2 separate regions of the Homo sapiens genome follow, and region 2 is linked to region 1. Evidence: chromatin loops called from intact Hi-C (ENCODE). Cell type or tissue: breast epithelium. All regions are shown on one strand.

The links. Peaks named below come from ENCODE experiments on the same cell type or tissue, not always from the same donor. Only the 100,000 strongest peaks of a DNase experiment are listed, where the experiment ranks them.
Region 2: a loop joins it to region 1, with 2.9 times the contacts of the local background. A loop is called at or near these places in 2 of 110 quality-filtered maps.

What each region holds. Positions count from the first base shown.
Region 1 is chr17:81,271,477-81,273,976 of GRCh38, forward strand. SLC38A10 (solute carrier family 38 member 10) reads right to left here. Exons shown (of 16, transcript NM_001037984.3): 9 at 1,040-1,151. Among named protein-coding and RNA genes, the nearest start is that of SLC38A10, 23 kb to the right of the region's middle. In breast epithelium, no CTCF peak of the experiment used is centred here; a DNase peak (open chromatin) is centred at 1,305.
Region 2 is chr17:81,600,608-81,603,107 of GRCh38, forward strand. All of the region lies in intron 8 of NPLOC4 (NPL4 homolog, ubiquitin recognition factor), which reads right to left. Among named protein-coding and RNA genes, the nearest start is that of NPLOC4, 35 kb to the right of the region's middle. RefSeq lists an enhancer at 819-978. In breast epithelium, a CTCF peak has its summit at 1,106 (motif pointing left); a DNase peak (open chromatin) is centred at 1,101.

The DNA.
Region 1 (2,500 bases):
CGTGCGAGTTCCCCTGTGATGTCATCCTCTGATGACAACGAGCTCTGTCTTGTCTGCTAGGGAGTGGGTGCATTTGGGTAACATAAATATGTTCAGAGCCTTCAACGCTTCCCTTGGTAATGCATCACCAAAATCAGAAGTCAAAAGAATCAACAGGACAGCATGCGCTGTTCTAGAATAGTTGGTTCTACAAATTGAGCCTGTGTCCCGGCACTGCAGTCTCTCTCTGCCCAGGTGTCAATGGGTGCCTGCTGTTCCATCAAGCTGACAGATTTTTTTTTTTTTTTTTTTTTTGGCTGGAGTGTAGTGGAGCGATCTCAGCTCACTGCAAGCTTCGCCTCCCAGGTTCACGCCATTCTCCTGCCTCAGCCTCCCAAGTAGCTGGGACTACAGGCACCCGCCACCACGCCCGGCTAATTTTTTTGTATTTTTAGTAGAGACGGGGTTTCACCGTGTTAGCCAGGATGGTTTCGATCTCCTGACCTCGTGATCCGCCCGCCTCGGCCTCCCAAACTGCGGGGATTACAGGCGTGAGCCACTGCGCCCAGCAAGCTGCCAGATTTTTTTTTTTTTGAGACGAAGTTTCTCTCTTGTTGCCCAGCCTGGAGTGCAATGGCGCAATCTTGGCTCACTGCAAACTCCTCCTCCCGGGTTCAAGTGATTCTTTTGCCTCAGCCTCCCAAGTAGCTAGGATTACAGGCATGCACCATGACGCCCTGCTAATTTTGTATTTTTAGTAGAGACGGGGTTTCTCCACATTGGTCAGGCTGGTCTTGAACTCCCAACCTCAGGTGATCCACCCACCTCAACCTCCCAAAGTGCTGGGATTACAGGTGTGAGCCACCGCACCTGGCTCAAGTTGCCAGATTTTATCCCCTGCCTTTCTCTGTGGGCCAGAGAAAAACTGACAAAGTCTCTAGACTTTTTTAAGAGACCAGAGAAGATGGTCTCTGTGCAGGTCTCGTAACTGTGCAGGTCTTGGTTGATGCCGAAGCCCCGGGTCCCACTCCCCGGCAACAGGGCAGCCCTCCCGCCTTACCGTTGGGGATAAGGATGCCACCAACCATGGTTCCAAACACCACAGAGAGGGTAAGTGCTTTAAACCGGAGAGGGGGCATGTAGCCCCCTGCTGCAAAGGTGCCATCTTTTTGCTGTACAAAAGAAAAACAAAAGGTTTTGAAATGACTGATTTCCTCCACCACTCTCCTAGAAAGCAAAGCCTGAAAGGGCTCTGCCAGGCACACCAGGCACATCTCCACGTGAGGCCGGCCGCGCACTCACCTGGCAGGTGAGCCTGACCAGCACAATCAGATCTGGCTGAGCAACTTAAACGGGAACCTGCAGCATGCCAGGAAGGCACGAGGGCTTCTCACCCCAGGCACAGACCGTACATTTTACAACTTCCTTTTGAAATGTGAGTATCGAGTCCTTCCGTTTTCCTTTTTGCTTTTAGAGCAATACCACGAGAGTTTTTTAAGTGCCAGGAAGTATGGAGAGCAAAACACAGGCTGCACAGCGCCGCTCCTGACAAATGCCCCAGGACTCTCCTGGCCCACAGGTTTCAGGGTGCAGGCAGAACCCCCCCAAACACACGCACACATGGCCGTGTTATCTCCAGCAGATGTGCAACAAGCAGTGAGCAATTTCAAAGTCCAGGAAGAAGAAGAGAGAAGGGCACGATGAGGCCCTAATTTCAAGTGCCTGTTTTGGCCCCAGTGTGCAGCCAGGACTCTACTGATCTGCACCGGGATGCCAGGGCCATTCATTCCGGAGGAGGCGGCAGAGCCAAGGACGGATGGCCTCAGACGCCACCTGCCCCAGGACCCCCAGCTGTGGTCTCTAGTACAGGACACAGGAGCCAGACCACCTGGCTCAAATCCTTGCTCTGCCACTCACCAGCCCCACCTGTGTGTCCCTAGGCAAGTGACTTCTCGGTGCCTCAGTTTCCTCATCTGTCAACAGAAGCATCTCCTCATCCAGCCGTGGTAAGGACCAAATAAGTTAACACACAGGACGGACTGGCCGTGATGACTCTCCCTGGGCTAGGAAACAACTGCAGAACTTTCTAGAACTAGTTTTGAAGCATGCCATTTTCAGAATGGACTTTTACATAGGATGGACTGTGGAAGACGGAGCCAGAAGTTCCTATCGGCCTCAGGGCGGTAATTTGTATACAGGCCATGGAGGTGGGGGGTTAGGTCCATCACACAAGAGTCCCGGTCCTAGAACTTTACCTATGACATAGACCCAGAGAAGGGGAGAGGGGACTTTAGCACGAAGACTGTCGTGAGATGGTTAGCCACGAGAGGTCAAGGGTGAAGGAGCAGTGCACCCAGGCCCCCGCAACAGGTGGAGAAGCAAGGAAGCAGAGCCCCTGCAGGCTTGTAGGGACCGTGGAGAAACGCTCACGGCACATGGGCCGAAGACAAGAAAGCAGGTGGCATGGCCGCAGCCGCACCTCCGGGAAAGGAGCAGCCACGGGCGCTGACGGAGGAAACAG
Region 2 (2,500 bases), 330 kb after region 1:
GTTGTGCTGCACCTTTTACCAGGGCTGCAAAACATGTGGCATGCAGGGCCCAGCTGATGTGTGCTGCACAGCTCTGCATCAGGAGCACTCAGGACTAAGGCAAGGCAAGGTCTACACACTCTGCCTGTTTTAAAAGTTCCTTCATCAGGGAATTAAGTTACTTTCAAACTTCCTTGGATAAGTAGCTTCACTCCAAACAGGTTTGGCTAAATTAGGCAAGACTCAAACTGTAAGGTAACATCCATTCCCACAAAACAGCCTTGGAAAATCTGTGTGCCACTCCTGCAGAGACAATGCTTGGCTTCACAGCTAAGATACTCAGTTACAGGGACACTATGAACTCCACAGAGAGCGATGAGCTCACCAACCCTAAGGAAGGGAAAAGGTGTTCAAAAATCAACCACCTCCTTTCATCTGGCACAGGGCAGTCGATGAGTTGTAGCTTCGACTGGCTCCCATGCAACTGAAACCAACCACAGCACATCACTTCCCAGAGTGGACCAAGCTTACCGAAATCATTAATGTTCACTTAAATGTAGCTTGCGGGTCATTCAAAGGTATCATTCTATGCAGAAACCCCAGCCATAAGAATAGGAAAGGTAAAGGTAATCTCAAATTGAGTTACAGTAACTGGGCATATCCTTGTAAATTAGTGAAAATCTGGCAAACCACAAAGAAGTTTACGTTTGCTGGGTATTACCCATATGGAGGTCATTAATACCTCCAGAACGTAGGTTAAATCACAAACTCAGAGAAAAAGCTAAGGAAAAGGAGTTGTTTAATGACATGTGGCAGCATAAGCTGCATAAGCAAATTTTTGTGTGTGTATTTTTAGTAGAAACGGGGTTTTGCCATGTCAGCCAGGCTAGTCTTGAACTCCTGGCCTCAAGTGATCTGCCTTGCCCCTACAAAGTGCTGGGATTATAGATGTGAGCCACCACGGCTGGCCTCAATTATACTTTTAATAGAACCGTTGAGCTCTCCATGAAAGAGACCCTTTAAAAAAACTGAATCTGAATACTGTGTGCTTCGAAAAGCAGCATCCTGAGTACAGCACAGTGACCTAAGGGTTGAGACTTCACTGGCGGGGTCTCTACTGCCATCTAGTGTCTCTTTTTAAAAGAACCATGGCAAAGGCCTCATGAAACACTACATCTATTGCTATACAAAGATACCAAAAATGTCACTGAAAATCCGTATAAATACAGCCAAGAAAGACACACATTTGTGCAGGGGCCACTAGCAAGCCTGTACACCAGCTGTTACCCATGCATAGCCTGCAGTTTCAGACTCTGATCAGCAAACTCTGAAAGCAGCTGCAGGGCACCCCAGCCTGCCTCCCAGGCAGGTTATCTAAATAGGAGGCTAGCCATCCGGTGATCTCCACAAGACAGTGTTAGGTGGAAAAAGTGCACATATTATACGTACAAAGAAACAAAGAAGGGGGATAGTATGAATGTGCGTGCATGCATGCGTGTGTGTATGTGCTTACACTAAAAATGTCACATACAAAAAAAACAAAACTAGCCAGGCTCAGTGGCATACACCGATAGTCCCAGCTACTTGGGAGAAAGAGGTAAGAGGATCTCGCTCAGGAGCGAGACCTTGTTTCAAAACAAAACAAAACAAACAAACAAACAAACAAAAAACAAACTTTTGCCAAGCACAATGGCTTATGCTGGTAATTCTAGTACTTTAGGAGGCCAAGGCAGTAGGATCACTTGAGGCCAGGAGTTTGAGACCAGCGTGGGCCACACAGAGACCCTCCCTGTATAAAAAAAAAAATTAAACAATTAAACAATTAAAAAAAAATCAGGCCGGGCGCAGTGGCTCACGCCTATAATCCCAACACTTTGTGAGGCTGAGGCGGGTGGATCACGAGGTCAGGAGTTTGAGACCAGCCTGACCAACATGGTGAAACCCTGTCTCTACTAAAATTACAAAAATTAGCCAGGCGTGGTGGCGGCACCTGTAATCCCCGCTATTCAGGAGGCTGAGGCAGGAGAATCACTTGAACCCGGAAGGCGGAGGTTGAAGTGAGTGGAGATCATGCCACTGCACTCCAGCCTGGGTGACAGAGTAAAACTCCGTCTCAAAATTAAAAAAAAAAAAAAAAATCAAACTTCAGGAAGTCCAACTAAAAAGATTTAGGCTGAGCATGGTGGCTTATGCTTGTAATCCCAGAATTTTGGTAGGCTGAGGCGAGTGAACTGTGTGAGCCCAGGAGTTCCAGACAAGCCTGGGTAACATGGCGAGATCTGTCTCCACACACACTATATATGTATATACACATACATACATATATATGTATATATACACACACACATATATATATACACACACATATATATACACACATATATATACACAAATACACACACACACACACACACACACACACACACACATATAAAAGTCAGACATGGTGGTGCACGCCTGTAGTCCCAGACACTTGGGAGGCTGAGGCAGGAGGATTGCTTGAGCCCAAGAGGGCTGCAAT